Linked DNA regions of Homo sapiens: region 1 is linked to region 2. Evidence: chromatin loops called from intact Hi-C (ENCODE). Cell type or tissue: heart left ventricle. All regions are shown on one strand. Links, peaks and the distances in the headings refer to the core of each region. The heading gives the core; the rest is flanking DNA.

Region 1 (10,812 bases), core at 1,273-9,272, 270 kb before region 2:
TTGGGAGGGATACAAGCATTCAGAGCATAGCACTATTTTAATAATCATTTCAAATAGAGTCATTCTATACCTAGTCTGGATTTTTGTTTGTTTTACTTGACCTCATTCACTTGGGTAGGAAAAAAATCTCATGGACTCTCATTGATAGCCCCAGGGGTAAGGTTGGGGCAAAAAGAGCAGAGGCACTCATTTACTGTGAGGTAAGAAATCTGTTTCAGATCACCTTGTGTGCAATTCAGGATAAAATTAATAAAGATGAATAGTAAAAATCCAATACTAAGAGATAAAACTCAGGAGTCAAAAGAAGAAATCAGAAAGATTAGAGCATAATTCAGAATGTAATGAAAACAAACTATGCATAGAAACTTGTGGTATTCGGCCAAGACAGCATGTAGGAGAAAATGCAAGTATTACCTTTCTTGCTTGTATTAGGATAAAAAGTTGAAAATTAACAAGCTAAGTATCTAACTGAAAGAGAAAGAAAGAAATAATAAAGGTAACAGCAGAAATTAAGAAAACAACCATACTGTAGAAAAAACAAAGCCCAAAGTTGAGATTCAAAAAGAGTATGGCTGAAAAAAGAGTTTTGACTATTGATTGAATGTATTTAAAATTTAAATGGTCCTTTAAATCCTTCAAACTTAATCCTTTAAACTTCAAAAAAAGTTTAAATTTGGCTAACGCAGTGACTCACACCTGTAGTCCCAGCACTTTGGGAGGCAAAGGTGGGTGGATCACCTGAGGTCAGGTGTTCAAGACCAGCCTGGCCAACATGGAGAAACCCCGTCTCTACTAAAAATACAAAAAATTAGCCAGGCATGGTGGTGGGCGCCTGTAATCCAATCCCAGCTACTCGGGAGGCTAAGGCAGGAGAATCGGTACAGCCTGGGAGGCGGAGGTTGCAGTGAGCCGAGATCACGCCATTGCACTCCAGCCTGGGCAACAAGGGCAAAACTCCGTCTCAAAAAAAAAGTTTAATACATAATTTAATAAATTTAAATAGATAAACAAGGTCTCACTCTTGTCTTCCAGGCTGCAGTGCAGTGACACAATCACAGTTCATTGCAGTGTTGACCTCCTGGGCTCAAGCTATCCTCCCACCTCAGCCTCCCGAGTAGCTGGGATGGCAGGCTTATTCCACCAGCTAATTTTTGTATTTTTAGTAGAGATGGGGTTTTGCAGTGTTGCCCAGGCTTATCTCAAACTCCTGGGCTCAACCGATCTGCCCATTTCGACCTCCCAAAGTGCTGGGATTACATGCATGAGCCACCACACCCGATTTGACTCAATAGTCAAAACTCTTTTTTGGAAACGGAGTTTCGCGCTTGTCGCCCGGGCTGGAGTGCGGTGGCGTGATCTCGGCTCACTGCAACCTCCGTCTCCCGGGTCCAAGTGCTTCTTATGCCTCAGCCTCCTGAGTAGCTGGGATTACAGGCACCTGTCACCACGCCTGGCTAATTTTTGTATTTTTCGTAGAGACAGGGTTTTACCATGTTTACCAGGCTAGTCTTGAATTCCTGACCTTAGGTGCTCCGCCTGCCCCTGGCCTCCCTAAGTGCTGGGATTACAGGCGTGAGCAACTGCGCCCAGCTGTCAAAACTCTTAATTAGCCCGGTTTGGTAGTGCATGCCTGAAGTTCCAGCTACTCAGTTGGGAGGATCGCTTAAGCCTGGGAGGTACAGGCTGCGGTGAGCCATGATCATGACACCACACACCAGCCTGGTGACAGACTTGTTGACAGACCCTGTCTCAAACAAAATAAAAACAACAGGCAGTAATAAAACCTTCTAGCCACCAAGCCTAGAGAGTTTTATTAATGAGAATAGTGAGTTGTGAGTTTTGCTAAATATGCGGTTTCTTTGAATTCCAGTTTTATACAGAAAGTATAAAGCTCTTGTCAAAATTTTACAGTAACAGTACCAAAATTAAAAATAACTAAATCTCTTTTTTTTTTTTTGGATTAAGGTGATTTGTTATTTCTTTTTTTTTTAATTATACTTTAAGTTTTAGGGTACATGTGCACAATGTGCAGGTTAGTTACATATGTATACATGTGCCATGCTGGTGTGCTGCACCCGTTAACTCGTCATTTAGCATTAGGTATATCTCCTAATGCTATCCCTCCCCCCTCCCCCCACCCCACAACAGTCCCCAGAGTGTGATGTTCCCCTTCCTGTGTCCATGTGTTCTCACTGTTGAATTCCCATCTATGAGTGAGAACATGCGGTGTTTGGTTTTTTGTCCTTGCCATAGTTTGCTGAGAATGATGATTTCCAATTTCATCCATGTCCCTACAAAGGACATGAACTCATCATTGTTTATGGCTGCATAGTATTCCATGGTGTATATGTGCCACATTTTCTTAATCCAGTCTATCATTGTTGGACATTTGGGTTAGTTCCAAGTCTTTGCTATTGTGAATAGTGCCGCAATAGACATACGTGTGCATGTGTCTTTATAGCAGCATGATTTATAGTCCTTTGGGTGTATACCCAGTAGTGGGATGGCTGGGTCAAATGGTATTTGTAGTTCTAGATCCCTGAGGAATCACCACACTGACTTCCACAATGGTTAAACTAGTTTACAGTCCCACCAATAGTGTAAAACTATTCCTATTTCTCAACATCCTCTCCAGCACCTGTTGTTTCCTGACTTCTTAATGATTGCCATTCTAACTGGTGTGAGATGATATCCCATTGTGGTTTTGATTTGCATTTCTCTGATGGCCAGTGATGATGAGCATTTTTTCAGTGTCTTTTGGCTGCATAAATGTCTTCTTTTGAGAAGTGTCTGTTCATATCCTTTGCCCACTTTTTGATGGGGTTGTTTGGTTTTTTCTTGTAAATTTGTTGGAGTTCACTGTAGATTCTGGATATTAGCCCTTTGTCAGATGAGTAGGTTGCGAAAATTTTCTCCCATTCTGTAGGTTGCCTGTTCACCCTGATGGTAGTTTCTTTTGCTGTGCAGAAGCTCTTTAGTTTAATTAGATCCCATTTGTCAATTTTGGCTTTTATTGCCATTGCTTTTGGTGTTTCAGACATGAAGTCCTTGCCCATGCCTATGTCCTGAATGGTAATGTCTAGGTTTTCTTCTAGGGTTTTTATGGTTTTAGGTCTAACGTTTAAGTCTTTAATCCATCTTGAATTAATTTTTGTATAAGCTGTAAAGAAGGGATCCAGTTTCAGCTTTCTACATATGGCTAGCCAGTTTTCCCAGCACCGTTTATTAAATAGGGAATCCTTTCCCCATTGCTTGTTTTTCTCAGGTTTGTCAAAGATCAGATAGTTGTAGATATGTGGCGTTATTTCTGAGGCCTCTGTTCTGTTCCATTGATTTATATCTCTGTTTTGGTACCAGTACCATGCTGTTTTGGTTACTGTAGCCTTGTAGTATAGTTTGAAGTCAGGTAGTGTGATGCCTCCAGCTTTGTTCTTTTGGCTTAGGATTGACTTGGAGATGTGGGTTCCTTTTTGGTTCCATATGAACTTTAAAGTAGTTTTTTTCCAATTCTGTGAAGAAAGGCATTGGTAGCTTGATGGGGATGGCATTGAATCTATAAATTACCTTGGGCAGTATGGCCATTTTCACAATATTGATTCTTCCTACCGATGAGCATGGAATGTTCTTCCATTTGTTTGTATCCTCTTTTATTTCCTTGAGCAGTGGTTTGTAGTTCTTCTTGAAGAGGTCCTTCACGTCCCTTGTAAGTTGGATTCCTAAGTATTTTATTCTCTTTGAAGCAATTGTGAATGGGAGTTCACTCATGATTTGGCTCTCTGTTTGTCTGTTATCGGTGTATAAGAATGCTTGTGATTTTTGTACATTGATTTTGTATCCTGAGACTTTGCTGAAGTTGCTTATCAGCTTAAGGAGATTTTGGGCTGAGACAATGGGGTTTTCTATACATACAGTCATGTCGTCTGCAAACAGGGACAATTTGACTTCCTCTTTTCCTAATTGAATACCCTTTATTTCCTTATCCTGCCTAATTGCCCTGGCCAGAACTTCCAACACTATGTTGAATAGGAGTGGTGAGAGAGGGCATCCCTGTCTTGTGCCAGTTTTCAAAGGGAATGCTTCCAGTTTTTGCCCATTCAGTAAACATGGAAAAATAGCAAATTAGAGACAGTGGGTATTAACAATTGCATATATCACAATAAATGTATGTTTAATCTCAGGAATGCATGGCAGTTCTGTCTTTAGAAAATGTATTTTTTGTATTTTTATCAATTTAGAGATGCCCTTTTAAAAAAACATATTACAAATTGGAATATTCAAAGGGCAGCTGTTTTATTTTCTTCCTTGCTGAAACATAAAATAATGACGTGTTTTAAAATTTATAGAATCTTTGATTTGATCAAATATGGTAATGTAATTTGCCATTCTAACAGATCAAAATCAGAATCAGTATGATCATCTATCTTGATTTGCGAGAAGCATTTGATAATATTCAAAATCCATTTATGAAAAAACTCTTGGCAGAGGAGAAACAGCAAAGAATTTTTAAAATATAAAGGGTATGTACAAAACTGTAGTAACCATCTTACTGAAAGATCAAACTTGTTCCCTTTCAGCTTGGGAATAAGACAGAGCTTCCTATTAAGACCACCACATCTACTCATCTTTAAGCTGGTGATTCTCACCAACACATCTAAGCATGAAAGAAATAAAAATTATAAGATAAAAAGGAAAGAAAACTCTCAGTACTTAAAGATGATATAATTACATAGAAAATCAAGAAGATTCCATGGATAGGCTTCCCAAAAAACAATATGTAACATACCAGCAACAAATGGTAAGAAAAACACGTTGTTTTTTTTTTAAAGTACATTTTCAGTGACATTAAATAATAAGGATTCAGGAATACAACGAATATAACAAAAATGTAAGATATCTAGGGATGCGTATAACAAAAAAATTATAAAGCTTCATTTAAAACATTTTTAAACAAAATAAGTAGAAAGTAATACCATCTTTATGGAACAGAGTCAGTATTATAAATGTGTCAGTTTTCTTCAACTGGTCCATAGACAACACAATTTTAACTAAGATTCCAATTGGGATTTCTGTGGAACTTGATGAGTTAGGGCCAAAAGTAATCAAGATATTCATGAGGAAGGATAACAGAATGGCAAAACTTGCTTTAATAATTTGTGCAGGGATAGACAAATACTGTACACCAGTCTCTCAATAGGGAGATCAAAACCAAATTCACACAGACATGAAAAGTTGATTTATGACAGATGATGTTGCAGTCCCTGGGGAAAGAATGGAAATGGTGCTAGAATAATTGGTTTCTATATGTATTTCTATATATTTATATGCCATTACATTAAAGTCAATGCCTATGGAGTTTGGGAGGAGTGATCAAAATGTTCTGGAATTAGATGTGATGTTTGCACAACTCTGTGAATGTACTAAGAACCACTGAATTGTATATTTTTAAAGCATGGTATGTGAATAATACCTCAATAAAGCTGTTATAAAAAATATTTTAAAAATCCCAGCACTTTGGGAGGCTGAGGCGGGCGGATCATGAGGTCAGGAGTTCAAGACCAGCCTGACCAACATGTTGAAACCCCATCTCTATTAAAAGTACAAAAATTAGCCAGACGTGGTGGCACGTGCCTGTAATCTAAGCTACTCAGGTGGCTGAGGCAGGAAAATCGCTTGATCCCTGGAGGCGGAGGCTGCCGTGAGCCGAGATGATGCGCCTGGCACTCCATCCAGCCTGGGCAACAGAGCGAGATTCCATCTCAAAAAAAAAAAAAAAGTAAAAAATCAATGACGGCCAGGCGCAGTGGCTCACACCTGTAATCCCAGCACTTTGGGAAGCCGAGGTGGCAGATCACCTGAGGTCAGGAGTTCGAGACCAGCCTGACCAACATGGAGAAACCCCGTCTCTACTAAAAGTACAAAATTAGCCGGGTGTGGTGGTGCATGCCTGTAATCCCAGCTACTGGCGAGGCTGAAGCAGGATAATCACTTGAACCCGGGAGGCGGCGGTTGTGGTGAGCCAAGAACGCGCCATTGCCCTCCAGCCTGGGCAACAAGAGCGAAATTCCATCTCAAAAAAAAAAAAAAAAAAATCAATGCCAGACAGACTGAAAACTTAACATGCAAAGGGCAAGTATTGAAGACCAAACAGATAGCAATATTTCACCACAAGAGGGCAGTTTGACCCTGAACTTTGGTGTGTGTTTGTTTTGAGATGGAGTCTTGCTCTGTTGCCCAGGCTGGAGTGCAGTGGCGTGATCTTGGCTCACTGCAACCCTCCACCTCCCGGATTCAAGTGATTACCCTGCCTCAGCCTCCCGAGTAGCTGGGACTACAGGCACGTGCCACCATGAACGACTAATTTTTTGTGTTTTTAGTAGAGACGGGGTTTCACCGTGTTAGCCAGGATGGCCTTGATCTCCTGACCTTGTGATCTGCCCACCTCAGCTTCCCAAAGTGCTGGGATTACAGGCGTGAACTTTGATTTTATACAGGAAGTGGTTGGAGGAAATGGTTGGAAAGGATGTTTCGTGACTCAAAAGACTACTGGGGATTAACTAGCTTGATAGCAGTGGCCACAAGTTAAGATTACCCTGGAATCCAGTCAAAGCTGGTGTTATGATTCTAGTTTGAGCTAGTATCTTCCTGGAGCCAGTAACATGAATATGATGACCAAATGTTTATTTCGTCTGAAAACAAAAGATTATGGACACAACTTCGTGGTATGTGTCCATTTAGGCCCACCGTAAAGAAGTGAAGCACTGGCATCAACCACAAAGAAAGTTATGTGAGCACTTTCTCTGGATGATAAATTATCTTCTATGTGCATGTGCATGTGTTGTGTATGTTGACAGGTCACACATCAGAAACTGCCACTTCATAGCCGAAGGATAGTCCTATATGGAAACGCAATATGAAAGTGTGATTAATAATATAGGCTTTTGTGCCTCCTGGCCCCGGCATTGCCACTGAATTGTGTGACTTTGGGCAAGTTACCTATGTTTCAGTGCAACTGTAAAATGAGGATAATATTAGTAATTACCTCATGGTATTTTTTTTCTTCTTTTTTTTAATTATACTTTAAGTTCTAGGGTACATGTGCACAACGTGCAGGTTTGTTACATATGTATACATATGCCATGTTGGTGTTCTGCACCCATTAACTCGTCATTTACATTAGGTATATCTCTTAATGCTATCCCTCCCCCATCCCCCCACCCCACGACAGGCCCCAGTGTGTGATGTTTCCCTTCCTGTGTCCAAGTGTTCTCCTTGTTCAATTCCCACCTATGAGTGAGAACATGCAGTGTTTGGTTTTCTGTCCTTGCGATAATTTGCTCAGAATGTTGGTTTCCAGCTTCATCCATGTCCCTACAAAGGACATGAACTCATCCTTTTTTATGGCTGCATAGTATTCCATGGTGTATATGTGCCACATTTTCTTAATCCAGTCTATCACTGATGGACATTTGGGTTGGTTCCAAGTCTTTGCTATTGTGAATAGTGCCGCAATAAACATACGTGTGCATGTGTCTTTATAGCAGCATGATTTATAATCCTTTGGGTATATACCCAGTAATGGAATGGCTGGGTCAAATGGTATTTCTAGTTCTAGATCCCTGAGGAATCACCACACTGTCTTCCACAATGGTTGAACTAGTTTACAGTCCCACCAACAGTGTAAAAGTATTCCTGTTTCTCCACTTCCTCTCCAGCACCTGTTGTTTCCTGACTTTTTAATGATTGCCATTCTAACGGGTGTGAGATAAACTTCTCCGAGCTAAAAGAGGAAGTTCGAACCCATCAGAAAGAAGCTAAAAACCTTGAAAAAAGATTAGATGAATGGCTAACTGGAATAACCAGTGTAGAGAAGTCCTTAAATGATCTGATGGAGCTGAAAATGATGGCACGAGAACTACGTGACAAATGCACAAGCTTCAGTAGCCGATTTGATCAACTGGAAGAAAGGGTATCAGTGATTGAAGATCAAACGAATGAAATGAAGTGAGAAGAGAAGTTTAGAGAAAAAAGAGTAAAAAGAAATGAATAAAGCCTCCAAGAAATATGGGAGTATGTGAAAAGACCAAATCTATGTCTGATTAGTGTACCTGAAAGTGATGGGAGGAATGGAACCAAGTTGGAAAACACTCTGCAGGATATTATCCAAGAGAATTTCCCCAACCTAGCAAGGCAGGCCAACATTCAAATTCAGGAAATACAGAGAACACCACAAAAATACTCCTCAAGAAGAGCAACTCCAAGACACATAATTGTGAGATTCACCAAAGTTGAAATGAAGGAAAAAATGTTAAGGGCAGCCAGAGAGAAAGGTCGGGTTACCCACAAAGGGAAGCCCGTCAAACTAACAGCAGATCTCTCGGCAGAAACTCTACAAGCCAGAAGAGAGTGGGGGCCAATATTCAACATTCTTAAACAAAAGAATTTTCAACCCAGAATTTTACATCCAGCCAAACTAAGCTTCATAAGTGAAGGAAAAATAAAATCCTTTACTGACAAGCAAATCTGAGAGACTTTGTCACCACCAGGCCTGCCCTACAAGAGCTCCTGAAGGAAGCACTAAACATAGAAAGGAACAACCAGTACCAGCCACTGCAAAAACATGCCAAAATGTAAAGACCATCAATGCTAGAAAGAAACTGCATTAACTAACGAGCAAAGTAACCAGCTAACATCATAATGACAGGATCAAATTCCCACATAACAGTATTAACCTTAAATGTAAATGGGCTAAATGCTCCAATTAAAAGACACAGACTGGCAAATTGGATAAAGAGTCAAGACCCATCAGTGTGCTGTATTCAGGAGACCCATCTCATGTGCAGAGGCACACATAGGCTCAAAATAAAGGGAGGGAGGAAGATCTACCAAGCAAATGGAAAACAAAAAAAGGTAGGGGTTGCAATCCTATCTCTGATAAAACAGAATATAAACCAACAAAGATGAAAAGAGACAAGGCCATTATATAATGGTAAATGGATCAATTCAACAAGAAGAGCTAACTATCCTAAATATATATGCACCCAATACAGGAGCACCCAGATTCATAAAGCAAGTCCTTGGAGACTTACAAAGAGACTTAGACTCCCACACAATAATAATGGGAGACTTTAACACCCCACTGTCAACATTAGACAGATCAAGGAGACAGAAGGTTAACAAGGATATCCAGGACTTCACCTCTGCACCAAGGGGACCTAATAGACATCTACAGAACTCTCCACCACAAATCAACAGAATATACATTCTTCTCAGCACCACATTGCACTTATTCCAAAATTGAGCACATAGTTGGAAGTAAAGCACTCCTCAGCAAATGCAGAAGAACAGAAATAACAAACTGTCTCTCAGACCACAGTGCAATCAAATTAGAACTCAGGATTAAGAAACTCACTCAAAACCACTCAACTACATGGAAACTGAACAACCTGCTCCTGAATGACTACTGGGTACATAACGAAATGAAGGCAGAAATAAAGGTGTTTTTTGAAACCAATGAGAACAAAGACACAACGTACCAGAATCTCTGGGACACATTTCAAGCAGTGTGTAGAGGGAAATTTATAGCACTAAATGCCCACAAGAGAAAGCAGGAAAGATCTAAAATTGACACCCTAACATCACAATTAAAAGAACTAGAGAAGCAAGAGCAAACACATTCAAAAGCTAGCAGAAGGCAAGAAATAACTAAGATCAGAGCAGAACTGAAGGAAATAGAAACACAAAAAACCCTTCAAAAAATCAATGAATCCAGGAGCTGGTTTTTTGAAAAGATCAACAAAATTGATAGACCACTAGCAAGTCTAATAAAGAAGAAAAGAGAGAAGAATCAAACAGATGCAATAAAAAATGATAAAGGGGATATCACCACCGATCCCACAGAAATACAAACTACCATCAGAGAATACTGTAAATACCTCTGTGCAAATAAACTAGAAAATCTAGAAGAAATGGATAAATTCCTGCACACATACACCCTCCCAAGACTAAATCAGGAAGAAGTTGAATCCCTGAATAGACCAATAACAGGCTCTGAAATTGAGGCAATAATTAATAGCCTACCAATCAAAAAAAGACCTCATGGTATTTTTATGGAATGTAAATCAGTTTATAGATGAGCAGGAGTCTAGTATCATCCTTTAAGACATATCTGGTTTTTATAGGGTCAGACCGGTGAATTAAGTAGGCACTTGATGGGGATCACAGTGCCTGCAACTTTTGGGTCTTTAAGGATGACTTTAACGTCTACCATAGTCCCAGGCAATATTGTTTTTAATTTACAATATAATTTTTTTACATTTTTACAATTATTTATAATATTTGTCTTTTATGTACAATATTGTCAATGCCGTATTCTTTTAAAATTTACTATATTGGCTGAGACAGGATGAGAGGGACAGTTTCAGAGTCTCCACTTGGCTTTCCCCACTTCCGTAGCTCTTACACCATTGGTTAAGAAACCAGTGTGGGGGTTGTGCTAACTACAAAGTCAGTGACCAGGGAAATAATCACTGATGGGTCATGAAACCAGTGAACCTACTGTGAGTGGGATCTTTGCAAGGACCCCATGTATCATCTGGCAACCATAACCCTTTTCCCCAACAAGGTGGCCATGATAATGCCCCTTTGAATTAATTCTGCATTAATTCTTAGGTATTAATGTCAAAACAGACTCTGCCACCAACAAACTCCTCAAAATGCCTTGGCTTGTCTCTTTCCCTTGTATACAGTAACCTGAGTAAATGGCCACAGGTCTCTTTGGGATAGGTATGAGAGAATCATTGTAAACACTTGCAT
Region 2 (10,812 bases), core at 1,920-9,919:
GCAACCTCCGCCTCCCAGGTTCAAGCAATTCTCCTGCCTCAGCCTCCCAAGTAACTGGGACTACAGGCGCCAGCCACCATGCTCGGCTAATTTTTTTTGTATTTTTAGTAGACACGGGGTTTCACAGTGTTAGCCAAGATGGTCTCGATCTCCTGACCTCGTGATCCGCCCACCTCGGCCTCCCAAAGTGCTAGGATTACAGGCGTGAGCCACCGCACCCGGCCGCTGGTGGGTTTTTAAAAACACACATATATGACTTTCCAATTTTCAAATAATTTTAATACAATAAAATAAATGCAATTGCATTGAACATTTTTCCTTCATAAGTTAAGGAAAACTGAGCTTAGAGTTTCAGTGAGGGACTTAGCCAAGCTCATTTAGCTAATAAGTGTTAGAACCAGGGATATTTACCTTAAAATTTTATACTTTTAGTCAGTATAGTTATCTTTTTATATTTCTAATATAAGCATTGGGAAATATTAATGATATTGGTAGATTGAACATTAAGTAGCAGAGTTTTCCATATTAGAACATCAGTCATTGCCAACATTTCATTTAGGCAGGAGCGTGAAGTAAGCCTTAGAAGTAAATTATTCATTTGGCCAGTATGAGAAAGCAAAATCTGGGTTTGTTTTTTGAGAAAGAAAACTATTCTTAGTGATTATGTTGATCCAACTTGAAAGTTTTTTTTTTTTTAGCCTAGCAAGCTGAAGTGGTTAACCTGAATAAATAAATGTATATTTCTTAAGTGGAAATAGTTAGGAATGTATTTAAAATTTAATTTTTTTTTCCTTTGAAAAGGCAGAAGAAATTAGAAGTGGCCATGGAAGAAGAAGGATTAGCAGATGAAGAGGTAATGTAATTACCTATAATTACTGTACAAAAGCACCCCCAGTGACTTTTCATTCATTTGACATCAGGTATTTTATAACTTAAATAATGTGGATTTTATCATTTGAATATGGGCTTCTTTGTTGCTGTCATGGATATCTTTTATTGATATCTTTAGAAGGAGGCAGTTTTGTTTTTTTCTTAAATTCCAAGAACACGTATTTAAGAGAACATTGCCAAGTGTATTTTAGGTGTGTGGAATGAGAAAGGCAAGCTCCGGGAGGAATTAATCAATCGTTAGCTTTTCTAAAATTTTTTCTAAATATTCTTTTAAAGCTATCTATTTCTCTAGTTCAGTGCTATTACCCTGGTTTAAACTACCATATATTTTAACCTGAAAAATAACTGTCCCCAACTGGTCTCCCCATTTCCCACCCCCAGTTTTTCTGCATACTGCAGCTAGAGTAATTGGTCTAAAAATAGATTTGATCATCTTACTCTTTTGCTTAATAACCCTTCACTGGCTCCCTTATCTCGGGATATGGGCAAGCTCTTTAACATTGGTATACCTGGGCCGGGCGCGGTAGCTCACACCTGTAATCCCAGCACTTTGGGAGGCTGAGGCGGGTGGATCACGAGGTCAGGAGATCGAGACCACGGTGAAACCCCGTCACTGCTAAAAATACAAAAAAAAAAATTAGCCAGGAGCGGTGGCAGGCGCCTGTAGTCCCAGCTACTCAGGAGGCTGAGGCAGGAGAATGGTGTGAACCCGGGAGGCAGAGCTTGCAGTGAGCCGAGATCGCGCCACTGCACTCCAGCCTGGGCGACAGAGCAAGACTCCGTCTTAAAAAAAAAAAAAAAAAAAAAATTGGTATACCTTCACTACTTGGCCTCTGCTTATCTCTCTCTAGCCTCATCTCTTGTCACCCGCCCCCGACGCTGACAAGTATGAATTTCTTTGATGTCCCCTGTCTTGCCTGTGGACCTTTTCACATGCTCTTTCTGCTGCTTGGAACTCTTCCTCACTCCTACCCAACTCCCATTATTCTTCAAGAATCTTTAGTAGCTGGGCATGGTGGTACGTGCCTGTAGTCCTAGCTACTTGGTAGGATTGAAGTGGGAGGATCACCTGAGCCTGAGAGTTTGAGGTTGCCATGAGCTATGATCATGTCACTTCACTCCAGCCTGGGCAAAGCAGCAGCTTTAGGCCTCACTTCAGGCATCACTTCCACTGGGAAATCTTCCTTAACCTCTCAAGGTACCTTCTGTATTCTACTGTTCCTGTCCCCATGGGAGCCTTAAAATACAGTCTTCCCAAAGACTAGACACTGTAACATCTTGTTGAGCATTACATCTCCACAGCTGTCTGGCAGAGAGCTAGAATAAATATTTGGTGAATAAACAAATAATGGCTTTTGCCCTCAAGGAGTTTTAGATTAGGAGAGGGAGAGTGAGTGAGTGTGTGTGTGTAAAAATATGTACGCATGATAGAATGTGGTGAACGTTGAAAATATAGAGAAGATTTTTCCTCTAATTCAGAGGATCAGAAAATGTTTCATAGAAGAAGTAATAATTGATTTGAATTGTAAAGAATGGGTAGAATTTACATTAGAGGTAAGGGATGTATACAAAATAATGAATACATGTACAGAATAATGAGTTTACATTTGAGCTATAAAGGGTGCAATAAAAGGAAATAGTGAGGTAAGTTGATAGCACACCATGGAAAGCTAGGTTTAGAATAGTTTACTAAAAAAGGTATACTTTAGTACTAGGCAATAGGGAGTCACAACCCAGATTAATTAGTTTAACATGCTGAGTGCAGTGGCACACACCTGTAATCCCAGCACTTTGGGAGGCCAAGATGGGAGGATCACTTGAGCCCAGGAGTTCAAGATCAGCCTGGGAAATATAGTAAGACCTGGTCTCTACAAAAAATTTTAAAAATTAAGCATGGTGTCCTGTGTGTGTAGTCCCAGCTACTCAGGAGGCTCAGGTGGGAGGATCACTTGAGCTCAGAAGGCAGAGGCTGCAGTGAGCTGAGATCATGCCATTGCACTCCAGCCTGGGTGACAGGGTGAGAGTCTGTCTCAAAAAAAAAAAAAAAAAAAAAAGAGTTTCTATATTTAAAGAGTAGACCATCATCAAATGATTAATTGAAATCAAATCAGTATCTAATCTTCCCTGTACCTTTCCTAGGACTGTAGCTGTTCCTTATAGTTGCAATGTTTAAATCAAATACAATATTTTATGACTTATACTAAAGGTGGTAACTTTGTTAATCAGTTGACTCAATCTAGAAAACTCAGATGTTTTTACATTTAAAATTATCTATCATTATTTACATGTCATTAATATTTTAAAAGCTCATTTATGTCCTTTAAATTTTAGTGAGAAAGGTAGTGATTTAAATCTGTATTCCAATCTATAGAGAAAAAATAAGACTGAGCATATCTTTCCTCATTTTAAAGTTAGAATTATAAATTTCTTATAATTAATAACCATATAATTGCATTTATATATTATACATCATTATATTGATATAGAAATCTTAAACATAAGATCTTAATTTGAAGTGTAGGGGAAGAGACTGCAAAAACAGATGCCCAAACACTAAGCAGGCAACGGAAGTGAGATAAGCTGGCCAGGTTGGTTTCATAGTGGCATCTAGGGTTATATTCTTTTGATCCAGATATACTTTGTTTACATATTCAACTTATATGATTTTTTTTTTGCTTCCACAAAGAAATAGATTAATATTTTTCCTTTTTAAAAAATATTATTTTCTTAAATATTGATCCTTACAGTTTATCTGTTGGCAAAGACATGCCACTTTTCACATTGCTGTAATAAGAGTCCCAGCCCATGTGGACATGCCTCCTAGGGACTCGCATCAGTGGTGGGGACTGACAAATTAGGGAACCAAGGCTCATCTAAAGAGGATTGCTACCATTGGCCCCTGTGGCCAAGGCCCTGTTTTTCCAGAGAAGCTAGTAATCTGGACTTTTTTTGCAGAATAACCAATCACCTGCTTTTGAAAAACAACTTGCAGTCCAAATCAAATATATCTGTAGGTTGAATATAGTTTGTAGCTTCCTGTTTGCAACTTCTGGTCTGCATCAGCAAGTACTGACTACATTTACAGCTATTTTCTCTAATTTTTCTGAATAACTTGTAGAAAATAGGAGATGATTTTTCCATAAAAAATAGTCAGTGGCCCATAATACCAGTTTATAAAACTTCTAATGTTTTTCTCTAAAAAATGTTTTTAATTCCACAGGTGCTTATTATTAGGCTCCATGCTAGAGCCTGGATTATATCAAATTCTGTAAAATAGACAAGCTCTCTCAACCTTAATATAAAGTATGTTACAGCATCTTTATATGGGGTGGGTTTGATAAAAAATAAAATTGTCTCATAAAAATAAAATAGATAAAGTTGCTAGCTGAACCCTTTTCATCTGAAAAATTTTGTATGCACTGTCTGTCTTATACAAATACTGGCCACCCTACAGATGGAGAGTTTGAGGAACACCTATATAAAAAGGAATGGAGAAAGGAAGAAAAGCACTTTCTAGTTTCATCTCACTTAAGAAAATCCCATCCAACATGGAATGTTATTTACTCTAATGAAAAACTAAATAGGCAAGTTCAAGCTATAAAAGAGAGTCGTGAAATGTTAAGCTGTCCACAGATTTTTATTGTCTTCTTTGAAGAGGAAAGGATGCAATTACCACAAGGATACTGTTTGTCTTTCAAGGCTACTTAATCTATACAGGTTGTGAGTAGATATATCAACAGGCTTTTTCACCAATTTTTTTTTTAACATGAATTTGATTCAGCTACCTCTGGACTGCAACACTGATTCTAAGACTAAAATCATGGAATCAATTTTTTTTAACTAATGTAACAATGTTATAGGTGATGCTCATTTTTATAGAATTATGTGTTCCATACACTTGTGACTCTCTCTTTTTGCTATTAAATGGCTGGGCCCAAAACCACATAAATTGTGTGAGTGCTGCATTATACAAACTACTAGACAATTTATGAAACTGTGTATAGTGATGTCATCTTTTCCATTCAGATTAAGCAGGATTTCTGCAACTATATCCAACTGTACTGTTTTATAATCTATAAAGGGAGAGATTCAAAATACTTTCAAAATTCTTATTCTTTTATGTAATTAAAAAAAAACCCTCCTCACTACTTCCTTAAAGGACATGATACTATAGTGCCACCAAGTGGCCTTTTAAAAATTAGTCTTAAAATTTAAAATCAGATACTTTTTAGAGCTCTCTTTTGTTTTACTAGTAATTTATTTTTTTATTATTCAAAAGGTATTTTTGAACACCTATGTGCAAAAAAGGGTATTTGTCATTGCATTTAGGTAAAAAGCAGCAAAAAATAGTCTTCACTATTGTTTCAGGCCACATTTGTTTTCTTAATTATATCAATGTAATTTTAGCTCCGTTAAAACTGATATTTAAGTAGCTTCCCTTAAAGAAAGCAGGAATTTGCCAGTGTTGGTATTTCAGGAATTTTATAAACACACACACACACACACACACACACACACACACACACATATATTTGAGATGGAGTTTCGGTCTTGTCACCCAGGCTGGAGTGCAATGGGATCTCAGCTCACTGCAACCTCTGCCTCCCGGGTTCAAGTGATTCTCCTGCCTCAGCCTCCTGAGTACAGGTGCATGCCACCACGCCCGGCTAATTTTTGTATTTTTAGTAGAGACGGGGTTTTACCATGTTGGCCAGGATGGTCTCGATCTCCTGACTTCATGATCCATCCACCTCGGCCTCCCAAAGTGCTGGGATTATAGGCGTGAGCCACCACACCCGGCTTATCGCCTCACTTCTTACTGAAAAAAATAATCTTTCATTGTTGTTTGCTTACTTTTTCCATAGTACCATTGTATTTTATAATCAATATCAGATGTGGAAAAAGACATTTAAAAAAAGACATTAAAGACATTAAAAAAAGACATTAGGCAAAGCCTGTTAATTTGTGTACTTGATTTTTATCTTCATTACTGTCATAATTTACACCATTGGTGTGCCTTAGTGTATAACTTCATTTAGCTGTTTGAAGACATTTCTTGATTTCATCTTCTTAGATTAACTTTGTTAGAAGTATCAGAATTCCATTGCATTGATAATACATGTTTACATACATATTTCTAATTAATAGTTCACCTAACCCTTTTAAAAACAGATATATACAGGAGTAGGGAGAGGCTATACCATGAGCTGCATTTAGAAGCAATGTTTCTAAGCTGTTACTTTCATTTTGATTTGTCTGTCCCTCCAAACTGAACCACTAAAAGCTTGGCAGGATTCAGTTGAAGATGAACAGGAGTTAAATTTTTTCACTGATATTGTTTCTTTTCCACTTAGTGTTTCCTCTACTAGGAGCTAACTATGTCCAAAAACAGAATTTTGATTGGTGAGGGTGAAAAATGAAGTTTAGAACAATAAAATAAATACCTGTTCCAAATGTAACCTGCAGGTATTTCACAGTATTGCTTATTAATGGAAGTTATTTTTTGTGGTCTTTGTAGAATCAGTTATGAAATTACCAACTTGGATATTTTAATGACTTCTTCTTGTAATTGTTTTTGCAATTTTATATTTTCAGGAAGTTCTATGCCAGGTCTCAAGCAGTTTATTAAAATTTGCCCAAGAGTAAATTCTACCACAAGTAAATCTCTTTGGAAACACTACCATTATGTTGTTATTTTATTGTCACAAGTCTCAGTAGTTGTGAAAGAGCAACCTTGGAAATTAAGGAATTGAAGCAAAGCAGATTTCCTGACAGAATAAAAATCAGTATCAGAATACCATTAACATTTACTAACATTTAATTTTTATTTATGGAATTGTTACCATATAGATGAAAGAATAAGTTATACATATATATATATATAGACAAATATGATGGACTGAATTACATATTTAATGGAGTCCACCTCAAAAGTAAAGATTTATCAGTTGTTAAAAATTTTAGAAAGTTTTCTTTAAATTGTTTTAGCCTAATAGTATATTACATATTAGTGCTATCATTTATTTTTACGTGTATCATCTTTTAATACTAGAAGCTCCATCAAAACAACCTAATTATAAAATCATCCGTTTAAATTGTTTTTTTTTAATAGAAAAAGTTACGTCGATCACAACACGCTCGCAAAGAAACAGAGTTCTTACGGCTCAAAAGGACCAGACTTGGCTTGGATGACTTTGAGTCTCTGAAAGTTATAGGAAGAGGAGCTTTTGGAGAGGTGTGCTTCTTTTTAAAAGTCACTACTGCTGCAAATATATATCTTAAGATAATTTAAAATATGTGTTAAAATATAATTCCTGGCTGGGTGCGGTGGCTCACGCCTGTAATCCCAATACTTTGGGAGGCCGAGGCGGGTGGATCGCCTGAGGTCAGGAGTTCGAGACCAGCCTGGCCAGTGAAACCCCGTCTCTATAAAAATACAAAAATTAGCTGGGCGTGGTGGTGGGCACCTGTAATCCCAGCTACTTGGGAGGCTGAGGCAGGAGAATCGCTTGAGCCCAGGAGGCAGAAGTTGCAGTGAGCTGAGATCCCACCATTGCACTCCAGCCTGGGCAACATGAGTGAAACGCTCTCTCAAAAAAATATATATATGTGTTTGTATGTATATATAAAAAAATATATATAAATATAAATATATATAAATGTAAATATATAAATATATATAAATATATATTAATATATATAAAATATATATAAATATATATATAACATATATAAAAATATATAGATATAAAAATATATAGATATATATATATAAAATTCCTGAAATACCAACACTGGCAAATTCCTGCTTTCTTTAAGGGAAGTTACTTTTCTTTCCTGAACAAATAGTAGTGACTGTTTTATAATATATGTTTTTTATCTTTTAGGTGCGGTTGGTCCAGAAGAAAGATACAGGCCATATCTATGCAATGAAGATATTGAGAAAGTCTGATATGCTTGAAAAAGAGCAGGTATGAGTTCTTTAACACATGTAATATAAAGGAGCATCCACTGACGCAGTGTTAAGAGTGTTTATATTAGAATTTTTAAGAAGCAGTTTACACATCTTACTACATAAGCTATTAATTTTTTGGTAGCCTGTTTTAGTGTTTCTCAGTTCTTTTAAGGTTTCTTCTAAATTTATAATCTATGTATGTCTGCTTAGACTTCCATAACAGAACACAACAGGCTGGTTAGCTTAAACAACAGAAACTTATTTTCTCATAGTTCTGGAGGCTACAAGTCAAAAATGAAAGTTTGGGCAGGTTTTGGTTTCTGGTGAGGCCTCTCTTCCTGGCTTGCAGATGGCCACCTTCTCACTAAGTTTTCACATGGCCTTTCCTTGGTGTGTGCGGGGACACACACTCCTGTGAGAACTCTCTGGTGTCTCTTCTTATAAGGACATTAATTCCACCCTTATGACCTCATTAATTAACCTTAATTAATTCCCTAAGGGTCCATCTCCAAATACAGCCTCATTGGAGATTAAAGCTTTACTCTATGAATTTTGTAGATGCATGAACATTCAGTACATACCTTCTGAAATACCTCCTTTTCTGACTACAATGAAAATAAAGGACAGTTCTCAGCTCCCAGAATCCCTGTCACATATCAGATAATCAAAACTAGTCTCCTGGAAATTTGCTGATTTTACATATTTCTAAAATCTGTAACCTTGTAAATATTCTGGGCTCTCTGCATGTTTCCTGTGCCTTAATGCAGTTACAAGGGGTGGCTTCGAGTAAAGGAGGGATGGCTTTTTGAATATTTAAGGAGAGAAATTGTGAAATGGTCATTTTCAGGTGCGGGAAAGCAGACCTGCTAAGGAAATGCAGTTGAAGGCTCATTGAGATTTGCAGTCATGAATTTAAAGTGAAACCCATTGGCATAGCTGGGTGATTTTTCACCCTAGTTTCAGTTAGGTTAAGAAGGTAATAGGAACCATCAGGAGACAGGGTTATAGGGGATTTTGTTGATGACAGGCTATGATTCCCCAGAGGGAAGAGGTGTGGAAGGCAAGGAAGGTTGAGATACTGAGTTGGATTAGAGAACTATAGATAATGATGGGAATATAGCAAGACCCCATTCTCCACAAAAAGGAAGAAAAAAGAAAGATAATGATGGCAATAAGGACGTGGGTAAAGATGCATAGCCTCAGAGACAGGGAGGGCAACAGGAATCTAACTTAGCCATAATGGGATTAGTCCTACTAGGGTATAATAGGAAGGACAGAAGGAAGCAGTTAGTTCCAGCTGTAGTGTAGATACCAGCCAGCCACATGTGGCTACTGGGCACAAATTGGGATATCCAGCAAATAAGGCTTGGTGCAAAAATAAATAAATAAATAAATAAAATATTTCAATGATTTTTATATTGATTACATACTAAGGTGATAATATTCGGATATATTAGGTTACATAAACTGTATTATTAAAAATAATTTCATTCTGTATGTGGCTTCTAGAAAATTTAAAAATTACATACATGACTTGTGTTACATCTGTACTGGACAGCCCTTGGTCTACAATATTTTGTGGGAAGTTAAGGAGCCTCTGGACCACTGCTCTTTCCTGTGGGGAGGTGGGGGGCGGAAATCTCTCCGTAGCCTAACGTCTAGTTGCCTTTGCATTTTGGGGTTGTTTTTTACCCCTGTATAAATTAATTTGCATTTGTTACCACTGGATTTTGTTTTAGAAAGCTTTTTTCTACTCAATTCTAATACATCAATATTTTAACTTTTATCACATTTATTTTAATGCAAACCACCCCCACAAAATTAAATACCAACTGATCTCCTCACTGTTGTTCTACCAGATTACTATAGGTCATACTTTCCAACCTTTGGATCCTGTTTTGGAAAGGGATCCTGTAATTTGGCTTTAAACCATTTAAAAATAATCAAGCCATGTTTATGTTGTAGTTGTTTTCCTTACACACCAGATGCAACACCAAAGTTTAGGGCTTTTCCTTACCACCTTAAATTGCTTCATGAAAGGTAATAGGTAGGCACTCTTGCTACCACTTTTCACTTAATGAAACAGATCCATAGAAATTATAAAGTATTTTCATGCCAGAAGACAAGTTCTTACTCCTCAACTCTTACGCTTTGATCTCAGAATATTTACTGCACTAGGAGTAATTCCAAATATGACACTTTAAGCAGATCATATTTTATTATCATAGAAAGGTTTACAAATGTATGTTCTCATGTGCTTTGGACCAGAGTTTTTAACGTTGCACAATGAAAATAGCAAAAGCATAAATCAAATCTTATTAATCTTTGGAAAAAGTGTATAAATATATTAATGCAAAAGCATCTGCAAACTGACCAGTTATACCAACCCCATAAATTATCCAGTTTATAAAATTTTCCAGTCTATAACATTTTCACATGATAGTATCTCTAGTAATTATGTGTCCGAGAAATCAGTGGCAAAATCCCCAAAAGTTACACAAATTTGCTTTAGCTAACATTTATAGATATGGTAGAGGTTTTATATTATAACAATAATATAACATAAAGTTACTATAATTGTTACTATTTCTTTAAAAAACACCAAATAATGATCAAGCTGGGACCTTTGTTTAACAATTAAAAATAGTTTGCTATTTTTAGCCAAGCTTAGGTTTGCTGTACCAATTTACAGGGCATTGCTTACTCTTTTTTTTTTTGAGATGGAGTCTCGTTCTGTCACCAAGCTGGAGTGCAGTGACGCAATCTCGGCTCACTGCAACCTCCGCCTCCCGGGTTCAAGCGATTCTCCTGCCTCAGCCTCCTGAGTAGCCGGGACTACTGGTGTGTGCCACCATGCCTGGCTAATTTTTTGTATGTTTAGTAGAGACGGGGTTTCACCGTTTTAGCCAGGATGGTCTCAATCTCCTGACCTCGTGATCCACCTGCCCTGGCCTCCCAAAGTGCTG

The links. Peaks named below come from ENCODE experiments on the same cell type or tissue, not always from the same donor. Only the 100,000 strongest peaks of a DNase experiment are listed, where the experiment ranks them.
Region 1: a loop joins it to region 2, with 6 times the contacts of the local background. A loop is called at or near these places in 47 of 110 quality-filtered maps.

What each region holds. Positions count from the first base shown.
Region 1 is chr12:27,033,460-27,044,271 of GRCh38, forward strand. It overlaps a transcript of MED21 not described here. Among named protein-coding and RNA genes, the nearest start is that of MED21, 16 kb to the left of the region's middle. In heart left ventricle, for the core only: a CTCF peak has its summit at 6,176 (motif pointing right); no DNase peak of the experiment used is centred there.
Region 2 is chr12:27,301,336-27,312,147 of GRCh38, forward strand. It overlaps STK38L (serine/threonine kinase 38 like), which reads left to right. Exons shown (of 14, transcript NM_015000.4): 3 at 802-853; 4 at 7,004-7,126; 5 at 7,779-7,862. Among named protein-coding and RNA genes, the nearest start is that of BMAL2, 26 kb to the right of the region's middle. In heart left ventricle, for the core only: a CTCF peak has its summit at 5,073 (motif pointing left); no DNase peak of the experiment used is centred there; H3K27ac peaks cover 749 bases.